Linked DNA regions of Homo sapiens: region 1 is linked to region 2. A link is an interaction called in ENCODE POLR2A ChIA-PET data of the cell type or tissue named here. Cell type or tissue: Panc1. All regions are shown on one strand. Each heading gives the region's core, and the rest is flanking DNA. Links, peaks and the distances in the headings are about the cores only. Region 1 has its middle 210 kb from the start of BRINP1. Region 2 holds the start of LOC107987122 (a long non-coding RNA gene).

The links. Peaks named below come from ENCODE experiments on the same cell type or tissue, not always from the same donor. Only the 100,000 strongest peaks of a DNase experiment are listed, where the experiment ranks them.
Region 1: POLR2A ChIA-PET joins it to region 2 with 8 read pairs; 2 of 35 experiments call an interaction of 5 or more read pairs at or near these places.

Annotation. Positions count from the first base shown.
Region 1 is chr9:119,572,329-119,583,590 of GRCh38, reverse strand. No RefSeq gene overlaps it. Among named protein-coding and RNA genes, the nearest start is that of BRINP1, 210 kb to the right of the region's middle. In Panc1, for the core only: no CTCF peak of the experiment used is centred there; no DNase peak of the experiment used is centred there.
Region 2 is chr9:119,963,324-119,974,585 of GRCh38, reverse strand. LOC107987122 (a long non-coding RNA gene) reads left to right here and starts at 5,041. Exons shown (of 3, transcript XR_001746919.2): 1 at 5,041-5,492. It overlaps LOC107987123 (a long non-coding RNA gene), which reads right to left and starts at 919. Exons shown (of 2, transcript XR_001746920.2): 1 at 736-919; 2 at 264-449. RefSeq lists enhancers at 5,724-6,224, 10,286-10,881, 10,882-11,262. In Panc1, for the core only: CTCF peaks have their summits at 5,053 and 5,281 (motif pointing right); a DNase peak (open chromatin) is centred at 5,291.

The sequences.
Region 1 (11,262 bases), core at 1,719-9,718, 390 kb after region 2:
TGAAGTCAGGTAGCATGATGCCTCCAGCTTTGTTCTTTTTGCTTAGCATTGTCTTGGCTATACAGGCTCTTTTTTGGTTCCATATGAAATTTAAAGTAGTTTTTTCTAACTCTGGGAGGAAAATCAATGGTAGCTTGATGGGAATAGCTTTGATTCTATAAATTACTTTGGGCAGTATGGCCATTTTCAAGATACTGATTCTTCCCATCCATGAGCATGGAATGTTTTTCCACTTGTTTGTGTCCTCTCTTATTTCCTTGAGCAGTGGTTTGTAGTTATCCTTGAAGAGGTCCTTCATATCCCTTGCACGTTGTATTCCTAGGTATTTTATTCTCTTCGTAGCATTTGTGAATGGGAGTTCACTCATGATTTGGCTTTCTGTCTATTATTGGTATATAGATATGCTTGTGATTTTTGCATATTGATTTTGTATCCTGAGACTTTGCTGAAGTTGCTTATCAGCTTAAGAAAATTTGGGGCTGAGACGATGGGGTTTTCTAAATATACAATCATGTCATCTGCAAAGACAATTTTACTTCCTCTTTTCCTATTTGAATACCCTTTATTTATTTCTCTTGCCTTATTGCCCTGGCCAGAATTTCCAATACCATGTTGAATAGGAGTGGTGAGAGAGGGCATCCTTGTCTTGTGCTGGTTTTCAAAGGGAATGCTTCCAGCTTTTGCCCATTCAATATGATATTGGCTGTGGGTTTGTCACAAATAGCACACCTGATTAAAACAGGCAATGGGGAAATAATCCCCTATTTAATAAATGGTGTTGGGAAAACTGGCTAGCCATATGCAGAAAACTGAAACTAGACCCCTTCCTTATACCTTATACAAAAATTAACTCAAGATGGATTAAAGACTTAAACATAAGGCCTAAAACCATAAAAACCCTAAAAGAAAACCTAGCCAATACCATTCAGAACACAGACAAGGGCAAATATTTCACAACTAAAACACCAAAAGCAATGGCAACAAATACCAAAATTGAGAAATGGGATCTAATTAAACTAAAGCACTTCTGTACAGCAAAAGAAACTATCATCAGAGTGAACAGGCAACCTACAGAATGGCAGGAAATTTTTGCAATCTATCCATTTGACAAAGGGCTAATATCCAGAATCTATAAGGAACTTAAACAAATTTACAAGAAAAAAACAAACAACCCCATCAAAAAGTGGGAAAAGTATATGAACAGTCATTTCTCAAAAGAAGACATTTATGTGGCCAAGAAACATATGGAAAAAAGCTCATCATCACTGGTCATTAGAGAAATGCAAATCAAAACCGCAATGAGATACCATCTCACGCCTGTTAGAATGGTGATCATTAAAAAGTCAGGAAACAACAGATGCTGGAGAGGATGTGGAGAAATAGGAATGCTTTTACACTGTTGGTGAGACTGTAAATTAATTAAACCATGGTAGAAGACAGGGTGGCAATTCCTCAAGGATCTAGAACCAGAATTACCATTTGACCCAGCAATCCAATTACTGGCTATATATCCAAAGGATTATAAATCATTCTACTATAAAGACACATGCACACATATGTTTATTGTAGCACCATTCACAATAGCAAAGACTTGGAACCAACCCAAATGTCCATCAATGATAGACTGGAAAAAGAAAATGTGACACATATACACCATGGATTACTATGCCGCCATAAAAAAGGATGAGTTCATGTCCTTTGCAGGGACATGGATGAAGCCGGAAACCATCATTCTCAGCAAACTAACACAAGAAGAGAAAACAAAACACCACATGTTCTCGCTCATAAGTGGGAGTTGAACAATGAGAACACGTGGACACAGGGAGGGGAACATCACACTCAGTAGTCTGTCAGGGGTTGCAGGGCTAGGGGAGGGATAGCATTAGGAGAAATACCTAATGTAGATGAAGGGTTGATGGGTGCAACAAACCACCATGGCACCTGTATACCTGTGTAACAAACTTGCATGTTCTGCACATGTACCCCAGAACTTAAAGTAAAAAATGAAATCAAATAAATCAAATAATGTTTTGGGTTTTTTTGTTATTTTATTATTTGTATAACAAAGAAACCCACACCCATTTGCAGCCAACTTGCATTTCCCTCCAACCCCCTAATCCTAAGCAACCACGAATCTTTTTGTTTCTATGGATTTGCCATTCTGCATGATTCATAACAACAGAAGCATATAATGTGAGCTCTTTTGTGACTGCCTTCTTTCACTTAGCATAATGCTTCCAAGGCTTATCCATGTTATAGTATATATTAATACTCAGTCCTTTTTATTGCCAAATAATATTCCATCATGTGGTTAATTCATTTCATTGGTTGCACAATTCTGTGAATATACTAAAAACATTAAGTTCCATACACCAACTAGGTGCATTATATCTTAGTGAAGCTGTTACCAAAAAATAGATAAATAAAATAAATCAGGATTCATAATCTGAGGAAAGGTAGAATTTAGATAGGATGACTAACTTGTCCAGTTTGCCTAGGACATTCCTGGTTTTAGCACTGAAAAATCCCACTACAAGAAATGCTAGAAGGAATTAAATTCATAGCAGTATCTAATGTATCTAACTCAAGCAAAGATGCATAAAGTGGACAATATTTAATAATATTTAGAAGGCCTAAACCAGATAATCAGTAAGTTTCCAAACTTTAATAACTCAGAATAAAAGTTGTTTTCTAGTGTGCATAGAACATCCACACATTTATGTTTATTTTAGGACAATATGCATGTCTACATACACGAATACACCCCTGCAATAAATTCCATAAAACAGAAATAATAAAAATTATGATAATATTTGAAAAAAGTAGAAATATATAAAAATTTAAAAAAATGTGTCTCTACCAACATATTTAGCAACACAGTTACTAAACAAACATTGAGGAAAGAAAAATAAAATTATAAAATTATTTGAAAAAGCTAATAACGGTGAAAATATAACACAAAAAATCTATTTTTTTGTGAAGCCAAAGCATTTTCTAGAGAAAAATATCATAGCATGAAATTCCTATACCAATACAGTCTTTAAAATAAAAAATATAAAACACCTAACTCAGAAAAGCTAGTAAAACTGCAAGAAAGTAAACTCAAAGAAAGCATAAAAAAGGCATTAATAAAGATAGAAATTAATTAAATAGAAAGCAGAAAAAATGGAACTAATAAATAAATCCCAAAGTGGTACTTTGAAAAAAAAAAACAATAAAATAAGCCACTAGCAAACCACGAATCAAAAAACTAAAATGAGGAAAATATAGAAATATAAAACTTAAAATAAGGTATAAATAACTATTAAAAGAAAAAATCTTAAGAGACTGCTTTGTATGATCCTATGGAATACATTTGAAAAGCACATGAAATTGATACTTTTTAAAGAGAATTAGAACTTGGCAAAACTGAACTCAGCAGAGACAGAAAGTCCGAACAGACCAATTACTGTCTGTTCTAGAGGAGTTGTAGGAGAGACTGGGTTACCAGCTGTCAAATACGTTGTTCAGGGAAGTTATTTTTGTTTCTGAGACAGAGTCTCGTCTCACTTTATTGCCAGTTCGGAGTGCGGTGGCGCGATATCGGCTCACTGCAACCTCCGCCTCCCGGGTTCAAGTGATTCTCCTGCCTCAGCCTCTCAAGTAGCTGGGACTACAGGCATGCACTACCACGCTGAGCTAATTTTTGTATTTTTAGTAGAGACGATGTTTCACCATGTTTGCCAGGATGGTCTCGATCCCCTGACCTCGTGATCTGTCTGCCTCAGCCTCCCAAAGTACTGGGATTACAGGCCTGAGCCACAGCGCCCGGCCAGGGAAGTTTTATACTGGCTAGAAAGTTAAGGACTAAAAGTCCTTTAAAAAAATTTCTAGCCTAATAATTATTTTATCCGTGGAATAATTGGCCAAAAGACAAAAATAACAATATTTTTGTTGTCTCCTATCCATTTTGTCTTCCCTCCAAATAGTCTCATTCTGACCTTCACCTAGACTTTCCTGGGTCCATCCCAGGACATTTCGTGAATAGAATGTGTTTCATAAATTCCAATAATTTTGGAAATGATTGCAGACTTTAGACATTTCTCTCCTATGTATTAGAACATATATATCCTATGACACATCACCTCAAAGTCTTTAAAGATGCTAGTGTATGACAAATTATGATCTTGCGAATCAAGAAAAAAAGGATAATATTTTTCTTCCCAGGAATTGTATGGTAACAGAGATCTTTAATGCCTTCATTGCTAAAGACAGAAGTACAGAATTTTAGAATTTGAACAGCTCAGTGTCCTCATCAAAGAAGAGGGGAAAAAACATTAAGGGAATTATCGTAGCAAGTAGACACTGGGAGTCAGGAAGGAAACCTTGGTTTCAGCTCTAGATCTCCTTCTCAGAAACTGTGTCATCTTGTGAAAAGATCAGCTCTGCCAGAGAACAGGAAAAGGACAGGAAGAGAGGCACACACACACATGCACATACAAAAGCATTGTGTTAGAAATGAGAAGTCCTTCCAGTATGAACAGAGAACAGGAGATGTTATGGAGACTTGTAGGTGGTTTGGGGTCAGCCTGTGAAAAATATTGAATGTCTCATGAAGAATTTGACCTTAGTCTGGTTTAAAATGTGTTTTCACTGAAGATTCTCTAGCAAACTAGTAGCATGTTTAAAGCAGCATTTGATAACAAGAAAAAGGACACTTCCAAAGTGGGGGACAGATTTTCTTTGACAAAGACTAGGGCCTAAGAGATCAAGTAGGAGGCTCTAGCCCAGGTGAGAGGTGATGAGGTCCTGACTTAGGACAGGGACCGTATCAATACTTGTTTGGTTGTGAGAACACGTAGACGATGGAGTGATTGCCTGGAGGAGACAAGAGCCGGGGATCAGTTACACACTACTCTGAGATTGTCAGTCTAGATTTTCAGGAGTACTTTAGGGAGGAAGTAGAGTATGCTGGTTAAGAACATAAGGTTGGCATAAAACTTAATCTCATTTGATTCCTGGATCTGCTATTTAATAAATACACAAAATTAGGGAGCTGCATCTCCCCTTATAATCTCAGTTTCTTCATCTATAAAATGGTAATGACAATAACAGCAACTTCATAGGATTACTTGGAGGATTCCATAAGAAAATTCCTAAAGGAATTTAGCAAAATGATCAGTACATGGAAAATGGTCAATAAGCATTACATGTAATTATTAATTACTAGATAACATATGGAGGATATAAAGTAAAATGGGTTTGAAGGTAACATTTTCTAGAAGTCAATTTTTCTTAGGCAAAACCAGAAAGTTTTTTAGTTTTTTTTTTTAATTAAAACAGTGTTTCAGTTGCTCCCCTGGCTTGACTAAACCAAGGTTCTGAATGTCATAAGACCTGTTTCCATCTCTGTTTCTGCTTTTCTCTTTGTGCAAGTTTTGTCCTCTTGGAAGGTTTTGTCTCCATGGTGAGGAGCAGGGTTATGAGTAGTCTGTGGCTGTGTACACCAATTAAGGGCAGGTTCCCTGGGGCACCATTTAAGATTTTCCAGGAAAAGATTCTGATCAGTCCCTTGTGTCCAGGCATTCACTCCTGGCACAATCAGTTGCATCCAGTGGGTGGAGAGTGGAATCAAACCCTCATTCTTTCTCATGGTTGGAGTGGTGGAAGAAGCATTACAAAAATAAAAGGTCTACTTGGAGACCTGTCGACTTTGCAGAGCTGACTTTACAATTTTGCGTAAGTGGTGGCTACACCTCCTCTGTCTATTCTTTCTTTTCTGGGCATAGGAACTGAAAAATGAGCCCTCCTTCCCCACCCCACCACCTTGCCTCTCACTGTACTCCCATCCTAGGCTCAGGTGGCCAGATGACATCCTAGATACTTGGGCATCGGGGGGCTGCAGTGGTTCAGGCATGCCATCTGCCTGGGCCAGCCACCCTGCTACCACTTGAGATTCTGGGCAGAGCTGTGAATGAACACATTTCAAATGCTATCAATATTTTATGAATTTCCATCCTCTTACTTTAATGGGGAACTGTAAAAGCATTTAACCATATTACACCCCATCTCTCAGACACTGCATTATTCCAACAGAGCTGTTTTATTAGAGTCAACCACCAGGGTAGTTGAGATGCCTTTATGACCCCTTCCCCCTTAATCTGTCCATCTGCATATATGTAAGTCTGTTTGTCTGTCTACCAACCTATCTGCAATGCATGTATATGGAGCAAATAAAACTAACCAATAGCAAAAGGGGCATAGCCTTGGTAATGCACCTGTACATGCAGCAACACGTATGTGCACCCATCCATACACACATGCTAATACACTAAGAATTGCTTCATCTCCTAGTGTCACTTAACTGCACTTATGCTTTAAAAGGACTCTCTGGCTTTATGGACTTCCCTTGGGTTCTCATCTAGAACAATCGCTTCCTTGTCTTCTGGAAAAACATGTTCAGGGACGCATCTTACCTGAAGTTTAGATATCTGAAATTAATGCTTGCATGTCCAGGTATTGAAGTCAGATGAACTTGGGCTTCACAGCTCTGTTCCACCATTTACCTTTATGATCTTGGGTAAATCATTTGACCTCATGGAGCTCCTCTGTAAAAGGGGGATTTCATACCTTTCAGGGAGTAAGAAAGATTAAATGAGAGAATATATGAAACTGCTTCCCAAGGTACCTGCACAGCAAGGTTCCATGATGCTTTTCTCTATGCACTTTCTAGGTATCTAGAACTTTTGGCCAGAACATGCAGTTCTTCCTGTCCTGACCTACTGGAAATAGTTTCTGCCTGCACCATACACCCGAGCAGTGCTTCCTTCCCATCACAGCTTGTCCTTTTCCCCAAACCCCGCGTTGCAGCTAGGTCACCTCCTTCAGGACTTCCCCCAACCCTCATCTCCTCTGGGAAATCTCCCTCAGTCCCACCAGCTCCCAGGCCCTTCTCTGAGCTTCCTCATCACCACCCACTCTCTCTCCACATGGTCACATTTATCTCACCCTGTTGTAATTGTCTTTCCCCTTATGGATGACAAACTCTTTTTTTTTTTTTTTTTTTTTTTAGACAATGTCTTGCTCTGTCACCCAGGCTGGAGTTCAGCGGTGAGATCATGGCTCACTGCAGCCTTGACGTCCTGGGCTCAAGTGATCCTCCCATCTCAGCCTCCCGAGTAGCTGGTACCACAGGTGTGCGCCACTATACCCAGCTGATTTTTGTATTTTTTTATAGAGATAGTGGTCTCTCTGTGTTGCCCAGGCTGATCTGAAACTCCTGGGCTCAAGTGATCCTTTTACCTCAGCATCCCAAAGTGCTGTGATTACAGGTGTGAACTACTGCAACTGGCCTGTCAAACTCTTTATGGGTAGAGTTCAGATCTTATTTTTTAGCACAACTAACAATGCCTTCAGGATCTGAGCTCTGCCAACCTCATCTCTGCACAGGTTTATTCTAATCACCGTCCCCTTCTTTGTCTATATCACATCCAGCCACCATTCTGTTCAGCACTTACTCTGTGTCCCACAGAGTTCTAACCACTGTGTAGGCAATAGCTCATTTAATCCTTATGCCAACCTTATAAGATAGGGACTATTGTGATCCCTATTGTACAAATGAGGAGGCTGAGGCTTGGGGAAGGTAGAAAACTTACACAAGGTTCTCAATTAGTAAGGGACAAAGCTCAGGTCTGAATTCTGGTAGCCTCATTCTGAGCCTGCACTCATCAGCACTATAAACCATTCCCCATTTACATCTACTCTATACCATTGATCCAACAAAACTGACCTCCACGCAGCTCCTCTTATCCATGCCATGTTTGATCTCAGTTCCCTGCCTTTGCACATTCTAGCCCTTCTTTCTGGAATGCCCTCTGCCTTCCCTACTTATCTTCCACTTGTCCTTTATGAGTCAGAACGCCTGCCTCAGTGCCCTGTGTTCACTCTGCATATAGCACTTATCATAGTATATCAGGACCTATTTACTTGCCTTCCTGCCCATTAGACTGGAGGCTTCTTGAGGTAGTGGCTATGACTTACTCATGTTGAATCCCTGGTACCTAATGTAGTTCTTGGTCCTTTGGGGGAAAATTAGTACCAATTTGTTGAATGTGGCATTCCTAAGATCCGAAAAGCCTTTCCCAAAATTGTTATCTTTTTTAACCCTGACTTCTATATATATATTGTACATGTAAATCTCTATCTTTGATAAGATGGTTATCTACATGCACAACTAAGATGCCAAATCAATTTAAATCACTGTTAGATCTACTGTAAAATAATGTGTTTCTGTCTGAATTGTTCAAGGACTTACCAGGTGAGTCCTGGGACTTCAAAGCCAAGGTGGTGCTTCTACAAAGTGTTCTGGGTAAGGGTTTGGTATTTCATCGCTAATCTCCTCTGGAACTCACTGAAGAGGAAACAATGCTTATATGGAAAATGGTAAAATGGGGGAACAAAGGTACAGATTTTATGAGTAAAAATATGTGGGCCCACAAAGCACTTTCCAAATGGCCAATCATCTTTGCTAAGAGATGCTGGTATACAAGGCCTGCAATCACAAACTTAAGTATTCTATATTCCACTGATCTAAATGGTAGGGTCTGCATAACACACTTTGAATCTACTTACTCAAACAGGCTCTGGGACAAGGACTGTCATTCAGGAGGATGGTAGTCACTAATGGAGAGGCAGCATGGGCTCAGATATGCTTCATCTTCAAAGCAGTGACTCTGCCCACTAGTTAAATGAAGCCCAGTGAATATCAGGCTTTGCTATTTAGACCAGCAATTTCTCTTCTGGAGGGTGTGTGTGTGTGTGTACACGCATATGAAGTGGGGTATTCTTTTCAGGTTGAAATACCAGACAGATGGTAGAAAGTTTTCCCACTTGAATGCATTTCAAGTGACTCTTAAGAGTAAAGAATGCCAGAGCAATGGGTCTGAAACAAAGTTCCTTGATGGGCAATATTAAGTGTTAAGGTGGGGAAATCAAGCTAAGATATCAAAGGGCAGAATCAGAAGACATATAGTCTTGGAATAAAATGGTAGCTGATGAGTAATGAAGAGAAGGTTCTATGTATTTTCTACAATCAGCAGTCAAATTTGCCTTGTCATCTTTCAAACCAGTAGATCAAGGTCATTGGCAAGGATAGGGCTCACGGGGCACCCCAGGAAAGTCATGGTATTCTGAGTTGATGGGTGAGGGGGACCTTGGCTGGAGCTGATCTGCCTCTCATTGGCTCCTGTTCTCATCCATCTCAGTGGGTCTGGCATGCCATCTGGGTGGGATATCTAAGCTTTCTTCCCCTCTGCAGTTCCCTAAGCTTCTCTATCCTTAGCATGAGAGTGAAGATTATTTCTGACAAAGAAATAAAATCAGCTGCCAAGCCCCATCAGGCACCTGTGTTCTTTCCCTCCTTATTTCCAGCAAAACCATTCTCCTGTGCAGACAGCAAACATTTCGGCCTCATGATAAACCCCTGTCACTCTGACGCCCTGTGTCTCACTGTTGACATGATAACTGAGTATGTGAGACAGACAGTGTTTGTCTGATGCTGGAGGCTTTGTAGTTGAATCACAAGACTGAGATGAAGGAGGCAGGTTAGGGCTGGGAAAGCTGGGAAGCTGGGGCCTGGGATCTAGCCTCTTCTGCCCATCCGCTTACCAGGCTGATGCAGCAGCAACAAGCCGCCTTGGTCTAGGAGAACCCCATTCCATTGTTCAAAAAGTTTCTAGGTAAAAAGTTTCATCTCCGGGCCTAAGGGTTTTCAGTAAAACATCTGGTTCAACTCACTTGAACACACATTTCCTGAGATGATCCTACTTGGTGCCATGCAAAAGTGTTTGATGCTGAGAGGCTGCAAAGAGGAAGAAGAAGAAAAAGGAGAAAAAGAAAAAAAATTATAATGGCAGCTCCCCTTGAGCAAACATTATTTGCCAGGTTCTGTGGTTACTACTGCATACAAATTTGCCTTTAATCGTCTTGGTAATACTATGAGTACAGTATTAATAGTCCCATATTACAGATGAAGAAACTGAAGATCTGAGAGGGGGAAATAGTTTGCTAAGCTCCCGCCAGTGATGAGTAACAGATCTGGGACTCTTATTTAGGTTTTTTTGGTTCCAGCACTTCTACTGTTAACATTTATGTTCTATTTTCTCCAATGAGTCCAGCAGGCTGGAAAGTTATATATATGCCACCCTTATATATAGAGCCTATAATAAAACAAAGTCTTATTATAACCAAAAGGAAGAAGCACAATATATAGCATTGATAGGCTGGCTTTGAACTTCTTCCTTTCCTAATAGCTGTGTGAGACTACAAACTCCTCTGAACTTCAATATCCCCATTTATAGCATGGAATAATATCTCTGTTGTGGAATTATGGTGGGGATTGAAAACGATAATATATATAAGTGTACCTAGTTAACAAGTGTGCATCTTATTTCATGCTAAGCCCTTTGATGCAAACTCGTTTGATTCTAATAACCTTGAGCAAGATGCTATCATTATTATTCTTATTTTACAAGTTAGAAAACTGAGGCTTAAAGCGGACAAGTAGTTTGCCCAATGAAGTTAATAAATCGCTGTGTAGGAATTGAACTAAGTTCAGTCTGACTCCCAAAACCAATCCTAAGTAGACAAGTCAGGCTTCATTGGTAGATAGGATGGCTTAATATCTGTCTGAAGATTACTAAGGACTACAGAATATGCTCTTTCGCCGTTCCAGGCTGTCTTCTTTGACAGGAGAAATGATTGGGGAAGGTGTGTTATTTTGTTGACTTCATAAGAACATTTTATTATACATAGAAGATTGTTTGGAAATTGCTCCTAATATTCTCTTTTGAATTATTGATGTATATCAATTGCATACACATTGAAAGAAAATAGAGCCCTCTTTTTGGCATCCATGAATGTTTCCATAGCTTATGCTTCAGAGTAGAGCAGGTTCAATTACCAAAGATGTTTTTCTAAAAGAGGTAGATTAATACCAATTAACAGGTCGGGATAGGAGTTGAGACCTTAGCCAGTTCACCGAACGAGTTGTGATTCCATGTCATCTGACATATGCATAATTACACACACCAGGAAGCATCCACCAATGCACACATCACAATAAATGTGTGCTTAATTACAAGTCACCATGCATATATGCTTAATTACACATCCTGCTACCTGCAGGATTAATTACATGTCGTATTACATGCACACAATCAGAAGAGGTGACATTTGATGACATTAAAAGAGCTAGGAGAACATAAAGGAGCAATTTTTAAACAG
Region 2 (11,262 bases), core at 1,656-9,655:
ACACCATTGCATTCCAGCCTGGGAGGCAGAGTGAGACTCCGTTTCAAAAAAAAAAAAAGGTCTCTCAGGGAATTTCATGCACTGAGCTCCCACAGGGCCCAATGTTACCAAGGCAGGCCAGATCCAGACTCCATGGGCCTTACATTCTGTGTATCACGGATCTACCCAGGAATGTGGACTCAGCCATTCAATGTCATTAAAGTCAAAGACATTCTATCCTATCCTGTTACTGTGAAAGAAATTGAAGACACACAATAAGAGCATTTGACTTGGTGCATATCAGGGATTTATTCAACAAGTCCGAACTCTGTGCCAGGAGAGCAGTACAGTGTGGAACTAGAGTTGAGGCTTTGGAATCGGTCCTGTGTTTGGAGACTGGACTCACCACAAATGGGTTGAGTAAACATTGGCAAGCTGTTTCACTTCTTTGAACTCCAGTTTGCTCATCTCTGAAAGGGGACACAAAAATGCTAGCTTTGTTGCATTGTTTCTAATATGAAATAAGGAAGTATAAGCAGGGTGGCTTGTGCTCAATAAATGTTGGCCTTGTCTCCTTGTACTTCCATCAGCACCATGCTGGGAAGTGCATTAGAACAACTATCTTGAAGGAGCTCACAGTGTGGACATAAGTTGTGGGAGGTCAGGTACAAGTTTTCTCTAGTTCTCTGTTGTATCCTTAGGTCTCAGCACTATATGTGTCCCACAGTCCACACTTGACAAGTATTTGTTGCTTACCAACTCAATATACATGGATTTCAGGAACATAAATCTGAGGCAGAACATGATCCACCTCTTGGGAGTAGTCAGGACAGCAAATGGCAGTGACTGCATTCGTACTGGAGTTTTGATGATGACCAGGATCTAGGAAGAGGGAACAGCATTACAAAGACGCAGATGGCAAGGAACAGCACACTGAGTGATAATGTTGGGGCATAAAGTAAAAGGTGACAGAGAAGGGGTGATGGGAGATGAGGCTGGAGCAGTAGGCAGGGGCCAGGGCATCGAGGACTTTGAACTTGACTCTGTGCATTTCAAGCCCACATGATTGAAATCATTCAGTGGTTCTGTGGGAACCACTGAAGGGCTTTGTTCAGAGGTGTAGCGTGGTCATACTTGCATTTTGGAAAGATCACCTGGGATGAATGGGGAGACACAAAAGTAGAGGCAAGGAAACCAGTTAGGAGACTGTTGCCATGAGCTTGGGAGGCAGTAACCATTAAGATCATGACGATGTGCAAGGAAGGGAATATCTAAGGGTAGTTGAAGCTGTGCAGATTATAGGACTCAGTTGTCACTTGGTGGCTGGTGCAAGTCCTGGGGCCTACAACCTACTTGGAAACAAAAGGGTAACCTTTGGATTCTATCCCCACTCAGTAGGATGGGAGGCCTCTTGCATTTCCTAATGAGGGCGGGGTAACGCACTGCCCTGCTGGAGGTTCCTTCCCAGAGGTGTCTGTTAAGGGCAGAGGGATCGCTGTGCCATCTCTTTATTCACCAGGGCTGTCAATCTGGAAAACAAAGGTGTTGTCAAACTGCCTTATTGAGAAGTAGTTTAAATTAACCTTGACAGGTAGATTAATAAATAATAAGGCCTGAATAGCTTATAAAAAAATCAATTACACTATAAATTTTAGAAGAGCACGTGCTCAGCTCCAACCTAGTGAAGCTGCAGCATTCTTGAACCAAATGTGCCCAAACTCAATTCCAGGCAATTTTATTTTTTGGGAGATTAGACAGGATGCATTCAGTGGGGCAGATTACTGTACATTCTGGAATGGCTAAGGGATATTTAGTGGGTGAGGATGATTTGTAGAAAACAAGATAATTTACTCTCATTCGCCTACCTGTAATGTGTAGCACGTGATTCTGGCATGTCTCTCTTTGCATAATAATTCTGCTTTGCCTGGGCTGGAAGGAACCCAAGGGTCATGTGACCTAGTAATTCTCAAACCTTCCAGACTAATATTTTGTGATGCTACCTTTATTATCCTGAAATGGGATTCATAAATTATATAACCCACCTAGACATCTCATTTTAAAAATCTATATAATGCCCAAACTGCAAAGTCAATGAAAAATAAAAAGCAAAGTAATTTATAATAAAATAATATGTATGTTGATAAGTGAATGAGTGGATGTGACTAGACTGGAAGACATAATAGCAGACAGATGATTGCTTGATAGTTACTGAAATGGATGTGTGGAATTGGCCACCCAAATACACGAACAGCATGGCCTTTCGAGTTGTAATTTTCTGAAACAGTAGCTATCTGAACAAACAAGCACAATTTCTTCTGGATTTGCATGATACCGGCATCCAGGAAAATTCAGTGTATATACATGTATGTTACAATCATGCAAAAATGCTTTCTCTATGTGTGAAATGGAACTAGGATCTAGACCCAGATAATTACAACGTAGACTTTTCATTTATATGTCAGGTGAAACATCCCAAAATTGAGTGGGGTGTGGTCGAGTTCTTCATTGGCTCGGTCTTCTCTTTTGCCGCAGGCTGTCTAGCATCCAAACTCCAGTGGAATCCCTTCTATCTGTTGTGACAACCAAAACTGCCCTGGAACTATCTAAATCATTCTTTAGAGGTACAGTTGCCCATACTGAGATCAATAGTTCTTATTTAACCTCCTCATGGTTTGGATGGAGATACAAAAAGCCACGAAGGGGAAGAACTTGTTCCTGGTAAAGGGAGGTTGGAACCCAGGTCTCATGTCTGCTGGCTCAGTGCTGTCCCACTGGCCTGACTCTCCTGCAAAGTTGGTCCTCCTGCAAATGTCTTCGAAAGCTGGTCTATAGAGAGATCCTTTTGTTCAATGGAGGTTCAGCCCTTAACCTGGCCAGTGTGAATTCTGGGCTTCTGTACTGTGTGTATATTCTTAAAGTGAGATGCATCTGCAGTTTAACATTTTTTGTGCCTATTTTCTAATCATTCTCAGCAAAGGTGTGTAAAGGACTGAGGATAACACTGTATGCCTTGTGATCTACAGAGCATTGGAAACACTTTCTGCATCAACATTTCTTCCCACCGACTGGCTAGGATGCCTAGAATTTCCCCATACCTTTGAGTAAAGCCATTTAAAGTTTCCTTTAAAATGCAAACACTTTTGATTTACTCACATGAATTCTTCAGTGACCTCTTAGGTCCTCAGTTGCTTTATCTATATAATAGGGATAACACACCTACTTCATAACTGTTATGAAGATTAAATGTGATTAATGAATAAAATTAAAACACTTGTGATAGAGTAAGTGGCAAAACCTTGTTTATCTTCCGACCTCTTCACAAAGAGGTCTGGTGGGTATAAGGCGCACATACTGCTACTCATTCCCACCAATCTCAAGGCAGACATCACCAATTTATTTCAGCACTCTTATGCATGGACACCAACACGGCCTTGGGTAACTTCTCGGATTAGAACTCCAGGCAGCCAAGACTAATTGGAATCAGCACAGGAATTGAAAGCTTTCTTTATCTTTGCTTTAGCTAATTGCTGGACATTAACTCCCTTTATGTTAATGAGAGATGAGATAATCCCTCAGCTACCAGAGCCTGGAGGGACAGAGAAAGTTTTATGGAGAAGCAAAAGATGACAGAGAAAGAAGAAGGGAAGGTACATCAGAATGTCCAAGAACAGGGCACTGAGCTGCTGGCACACAGCATAAGCCCTGCCTTCAGAAGTTAATAAGCCACACGCAAGGCACCTAGCATGCGCCTGTCACACATGGGTGCTCAATATCCAATGGTCCTCTTCCTGCTTGTTTGCTTCCCTCACTGTTTGGTCAGGTCTCCGAACTAAGGCACCTTGCTGCCATATTGCCCATAGAGTTCAACCCAACTTTAATGATAATCAAGAACCATTGGGCTGAGCGCGGTGGCTGGGTGTAATCCCAGCACTTTGGGAGGCCAAGGCGGGCGGATCACGAGGTCAGGAGATGGAGACCATCCTGGCTAACATGGTGAAACCCCTTCTCAACTAAAAAAAAAAAAAAAAAGCCAGGGGTGGTGGCGGGTGCTTGTAGTCCTAGCTACTCGGGAGGCTGAGGCAGGAGAATGGCATGAACCCGGGAGGTGGAGCTTGCATTGAGCCGAGATTGTGCCACTGCACTCCAGCCTGGGCGACAGAGTGGAGACTCTGTCTCAAAAAACAAAAAAAACAAAACAAAAAAAAACAAAAACAGAATCATTGGCCAGGTGTGGTGGCTCACACTTGTAATCCCAGCACTTTGGGAGGCCGAGGTGGGTGGGTCACAAGGTCAGGAGATCGAGACCATCCTGGTCAACATGGTGAAACCCCATCTCTACTAAAAATACAAAAAATTAGATGGGCGTGGTGGCGTGTGCCTGTAATCCCAGCTACTCGGGAGGCCGAGGCAGGAGAATCGCTTGAACTAGGGAGTCGGAGGTTCCAGTGAGCCGAGATCGTGCCACTGCACTCCAGCCTGGCAACAGAGTGAGACTCCATCTAAAAAAATAAAATAAAATAAAATAAAATAAACCATTAACATTTACCAAGCATTTATCACGAGCATTTATCACGTATCAGAAATCCTTCTCAGTACTTTCTATAGATTATGTTAACTTAGCCTCCTAATATCCTCGTGAGGTGGATACTATGATATTTCCCATTTTACAGATAAATAACAAAGGGCCCAGAGAAGTTAAGTTATGCTCCAGCTAGCCAGTAGTGGAGCTGGGATCTGAACCTATAGGCTTCTGCTGTTGAGGACAGTGGGATCATGCTGCCTTCCTGCACCACTGTGAGCCTGGCCCTGTGCCGGTGATAGGAGGTGAAGGGCATAGTCCTTGACATCAAGGGGCTTTTGTTCTGGCAGTAGAGGCTGGTGGTGAGCCATCCTTGGAAGGTTTCTGGGGGTGACTGGTCAGAAAAGGAGGAGCTGCGGTCAAGCAGGTGAGGTGTTGGAGGCTGAGATCCGGGTGTCAATGTTCAAAGTTTGAATTTGTACTCTATTGAGGCAAGGGGTAACCCAGGGGTATAAGAACTGAAGACACTAGAAATACTGCATTCTCTATTTCTAAAAGTCAAAGACTGTGTGATTCTAAGACTCCACCCCTATAGCTTAGAGAGTTAATTTTTCTATAATTTCATAATTCCTACATGCTAGAATTAAAAGGTTCTATGATCTCACATTTCATTTTATTATAGAATCCACCCACAGAGCCAGAAGCAGGCTTCCCCGCATCCCCTTTGGTTATGTTTGGGAATCACTGCGGCTTTCCTTGCCTTCTGGCTGTTGCCGCTGTTGCCCTCTAGATGGCGCCCAGCCTTCTGAGCAATAGTGCAGGACACCGGCCCGGAGACTGCACAGCTCCAGAGAGCTTCGAGGGCCAAGTCTGCAGTTTGGTTGCTTCCTCCTGAAATCAACGTGGGAGTCTTAAAAGCACGGGGAGAATAGTCTACTCAGCAGGGAGCATTTCGGGATGATGCAGCCATTCATAGGAAGCATGGAGAGGCTTGGTAAGTGTCATGCCAAACAAGCACCCTGAAAGAGGATTGTCATCACTGCTTTGCAAATGAGGAAGCTGAGGCGCGGAGCGGTGAGGTAACTTGGTTCAGGCCCCAGAGTTAGTAAATGGTAGAGCAGGTCTCAAGCCCACCTCTCTTCTAGTCCGGCTTTTCACTGCAGAGGCTGCCTCCAGAAGGACACTAGGAAAGGAGTGGGGAACATAACATGGCCCCTGGCAGCCAGTGCTGTGGTGCGGAGGGCCCATGGGTCCTAAGGGCCCAGAGGAGGCAGCCCCCCTGTGGCCCCAGCTCACCAGGGGGGCTCACTAGGACCACTGCAACTTCTTCTCCAGGAGTCTTCCTGCCTTCTGGCAGTTCCTCCTCTGCACCAGTTGGCGACCTCTTTGTGATGCAATCTGACCACTTCACTCGTTCCTTAGAATCCTTCAGCAGCTTCCCATTGCCTATGCATTTCAAAATGTCTGCCTTGAAATTTAAGCCTCTATGGTCATGGACCCCCCCATATCTGCAACCTCTTTTCATACACTTTATCTACTCTTCAACCATGATCAGCTTTTGGCTTCCTCCTTTGCTTTAAGGACCCTTGTGATTATATATTAGACCCACCTGAATAATTGAGGCTAATCTGCCCATTTCAGAGCCAGCTGACTGGCAACCCTGATTCCATCTGCAACCTTAATCCCCACTTCCTGTGGAAGGCAATGTATTCACAGCTTCTGGTGATTAAGACTTGGACATCTCTAGGAGGACATTATTATGCCTAGCACCTGTTCCATGTTCTCTCTGGCCTGCATACTTTTGCCTAAAATGCCATTTCCCCCTTCCACAACTGGAAAACTCCTATTCTTTCTTAAGGATTTAGCTCCAGTGTTGCCTCCCTTGTGAATTCTCTCCTGAGAGCAGTTAGATGCTCCTCCCTCTTTTGGGTTCCTACATTACCTTGTGTGTGCGTGTGCACGTGTGCGTGCATGTGTATAACACTTCTCAGACTGTAATTTTACTATTTGTTCTCTTGATCGTGAGCTCCCGACAAGAGTAACCTGATTTACTCAGCTCTGTTTACTCAGTACCTGTTTACTGCCTGATACAGTGTTTGTGTTCAAGAAAAGTTTATTGAGTAGGAGAATGAATATAGTGAAAGCTGGAAGTTGGGAAGCCTGCTATATTTTAATTTAATTTTTCAATTTTAATTACGAATTTTGGACATCCCCTTTCTGGGACTCAGTTCTCCCACCCTGTAGAATTCATGTCAGGAATTAGAGGAACTTGGTCTCAGTTATGATTAGGCACAGCTGAGAGTGCTTACAGAGTAGCTTAAATGGGGTGAAAGCTTATTTCTTGTTCACTTGAAAGTCCACGGCTGCTAGTGGCTGGACTTGTTGCCCATGAAAGAAACCAGGAAGAGCAATTCTAAAGAGATGTCCAATAACAAAGTATCATTCTTCTAGCATTGAAGTCATCAGCCTGGTGGCTGAGATCTTTCCAAGTTTCCAGATCTTTTACCTGAGGTGGTGTGGAGGCAAGGGATGATTAGATTGACAACTAATCTCAACCCTTACCTGCCACTTACCTCCCAATCAAGTGGTGGTCATACCATTGGTCATGTGATAGCACCCAGCTCTTTCCAATTCATCCCTCCACCATCTCTATGATGTGCCCTTTGACTTCAAGGTCCAAGGAGAAACTCTAGCCATCATATCCATGTTTGTCACAGAATTATGGAGGAAGGCAGGGAGGAAAGGGCAGACGATACCCAACAAACAACTGTATCTTCAGAGAGGTTTGTGAAAGTTTCCACTCAACACCTGTGTTTGCGTCCATTCACTAGAATTAAGTCACATGGCCACACCTAGCTGCAAGGGAAGCTGAAGAATGTACCCTCTATTCTGGGCAGCTAGATTCTGTTGTTATGAAACAAGGGGAGCATGGATATTAGGGGGCCCTCTAGCAGCCTCTGCCGTAAGCTGTAATTTTCCAAGGATTAAGAAGGTGAAGAGGGGCATGCTGGCATCTTTGATGTATCATGACTCATCCTAAAGAAGTTTAGTAGTAACAGGAATGCAGTGAATCTGGAGGAAGGCAAAGGCCTTTACCTTAAGGCTGGGTGACTTTGATTGGACAGCTATTTGCATATCTACCTTTCTTCCATCCTCTCCATCTTAGCTAATTGATCTGGGATACAGCACTTGCATTAAAAAACTGAGTTTACCGATCTCGGAGCTAGTTACAGCCTGTAAATTGGGTCACTTTACACTCTGGCTTGTCTGGGACCATCCTGGTTTATGCCTGTTGTCCTGTGTAATGATCCAGAATGCCTCTCCCCTTCTCAGAAGTGTCCCAGTTTGAATGAAAAATTATATAGTCACTTGCCTATAAACAGTGTAGCATACTGGAAGAGAAGGGAAATAGTGATTTATATTTGACTCCCAGGAATATGAAATCTAGAATTCAGGCTTTTTTTAAGGTTTGGGCCAGTGGAAAGGTAGAGGACATGGAATCAAGATATAAGATATTGGGAATATCAGTCCTCACAGGATGAAGAGCCTCATGAGTAATAGCATCCACTGACTTTCAGAAATATATATAAGGTTCTATCCACCTGTCTCAAAAACTCTTCTTCAGCATAGCTTTTTATGACCATCCAACTGAAAGTGGCCTCCCCCACCTCCATTCCTTCTTGTTCTCTTACCTGGTTTTGCTTAATATGTAGCACTTTTCAATATTTGAACTTGTTTCTTCATCAGATTACATGTTTATTTTATGTTTCTTCCCATAGCTTCTGCCACTAAGAATCTAAACTTCCTATGATCACAGGACTTGTTATCACCTTCACTTTTGTGTCCTACTGTGTAGGACATATTATATTAATATATGATTAACCTATGGGTGGATGATTGGGTGAATGTGGGTGGTTAAGATAGTTTTTTGGAAGGTGGAAAGGTGAAAAAATCAGGAAGAGATTGGAAAGGTGGAAGGTGGCAGGTGGAAAAATCGGGAAGAGATTTAGAAGTCACTCAAAATTGGGAAGAGATTTAGAAGTCGCTAAAATTAATACTTATACAATGTTTACATAAACTTTTTCTGCATTGGACTGGGATGAGCCTTGGTGTGATCTCTAAGACACGGGATAGACCACATTGGCAACAAAATCCACAAAGGCTTTGCCAGTCAGAAGGGCCAGAGCATCATGGGGAGGTGGATTCTGGTGGTTGTAACACATGCCACTCATTTTCTGTTCTGCCAATGCTATTGCATTAGTTTCCTGGGGCTGCTATAAATAAAGTACAAACTGGGTGGCTCAAAACAACAGAAATTAATTCTTATAGTTCTGAAGGTTAGAAGTCCAAAATCAAGGTGCCTGTGGGGCCATTCTCCTCCTGAGGGCTCTAGGGGACAATCTTTCCTTGCCTCTTTCTAGCTTTGGTGGTTGCTGGCAATACTTGCTCTTCCTTGGTTGAAAACACATCACTGTAATCTCTGCCTCCATCATCATATGGCATTCTTTCTGCACATATCTCTGTGACCAAATTTTCCTCTTTTTATAAGGACACCAGTCACTGGAGTAGGGTCTACCCTACTGCAGTATAACCTCATCTTATATTGATTGCATTTGCAAAAATCCTATTTCCAAATAAGATCACATTCACAAATATCAGGGGTTAGGACTTCAACATATCTTTTTTGGGAATGCAGTTCAAGCCACAACAGCTATGGCACTGATGGGATTAAAGAGGTGTGAATCTTCCTTCTTTTTCTTGCTCATCCGCCATCCTAGTAAAGGGATCCTAAGCATTTTCAAAATCAGGCTCAATCCATTTGGCCCTGAGCAAGTGCACAGACTTTTCATTTTCTCACAGGCCCCCTCTCTGGGTTATCAATAAAAAGTAATCCTATGCTGCAAACTCTTTGCCCATAAGAGAAACCAGGAAAAGCAATTCCAAAGAGATGTCCAATAACAAAGTATCCTCATAGCATTAAAGTCATCAGTCTGGTAGCTGAGATCTCTCTAAGTTTCCAGGTCTTTTACCTGAGGTGGTGTGGAGACAGGGGGATGATTGACCTCTAAGAATCTCAGCCTTGCCTGGTGCAGTGGCTCATGCCTGTAATCCCAGCACTTTGGGAGGCTGAGGCGGGCAGATCATGAGGTCAGGAGTTCAAGACCAGCCTGGCCAACATGGTGAAACCCTGTCTCTACTAAAAATTAAAAAAAAATTAGCTGGGTATGGTGGTGCATGCCTGTAATCCCAGCAACTTGGGAGGCAGAGGCAGGAGAATTGCTTGAACTGGGGCGGTGGAGGTTGCAGTGAGCTGAGATTGTACTACTGCACTCTAGCCTGGGCGACAGAGTGAGACTTTGTCTTGGGGAAAAAAAAAAAAAAAAAAAAAAGAAAAGAAAAAAGAATCTCAGCCTTTGCGCTGCAAATTAAGTGTTGTTCATACCATTATGCATGTTATGGTCCAGAAAGAGTCTTCTTTCAGGGGAGAGAGGCAAAGACGTTGAAGAATATGGTGAGATGTCAGGTGACCCAGTTCTTCTACTGACAGAGGGGGACTGTCTCTCTGAGCCTGGATTTTCTAATCTCTAAAGTGTGCAAATGAACTTCTGTTATTTTACTCCCAAGTTTGCTCTGAAGATTGATTATGAGAATAGATATAGATAAGCTTTAATAACTTCAAAATTCTTCTCTGTATGTCAGTTGTAAATGTTAAGACAGCAGGAAAATGGCCAATGGCTTTTAAATTCTTTTTGAAGTATATTCTTGCACAATTTGTTTTTTTAGGATCTGAGGCTCAGAGAGGTTAAGTCATTATACAGAGGTAGCACAGCACTTAGTTGGCACAGGAGAATCACGCTGCCTCCTGTTTCTTCTTGGGTTTTTGGTCTTGGCTGTTTGTCCCCTCCAAGTATGACAATTGAGCTGGCATTGTGCTCTCCCCTTTAGCCCTTGTCTCCCCCACCTGCCTTCTCCCATACTCCCCTGGGAAAGTGCTGAGGACTAGCAGGAGGCTTTGCTTTCCAGGCAGCAAGGCTTTCATGAGTTAATGGGAAATCTGTTTGTGGTTTTCTTCGTCACAGCATGAGGGAGGAAGTGGCACGTCTGGAATGTGAAGCAGCCTGAGGCTGTGAGCAGGGATCCAAATGCTGCCCAGCCCGAGGGGAGGCAGCCAGGGTCTGAAGCTGCAGCCAGCAGCCCGGACCAAGGTGAATGTTCTTGGGGTCACACACCCAAGGAAGAAGATCTCAAGTCACTGACTGTGTGTGTGTTCACTGCCTTGTCTGGTTTCATCCTGACTCCTGTGATGCTTGTCTGCTTCTCCATGTGCCCACAGGTTTTAGAGTTTTCAAAACATTTTCACACTCTGTATTTCATGTAATCCTCACAATAAGCCCACAAAGAAGTTGGATTAATTCTCCCCATTTTGTAGATGGAGAAACTGAGACCCCACATGAAAAGAGACTTGCTTAGGTCACATAGGAGAGCTGGGAGCATCCAGAGCTTTCTTTGCCACACCACACCACAGATTATGCTACAGCTCCCATGGCTTTTCCGTGGGTGTCCTGCAAGCCAATCAAGAACAGGCTTCCTTGTCCTCTCACATCACCCAGCCTCGTGGCCCAGGAGCCCTGCTCTCTGGTTGGTCGCTTCACCTCTCTATCAAGATCAGTGTCCTGAGTTTCCCAGTCTGCGTTAGCCACCTCTCCCCTTCTCTCAACCAGGCACCAGCAATCTTAATTAGTTACAGATACAGAATTCTTCTC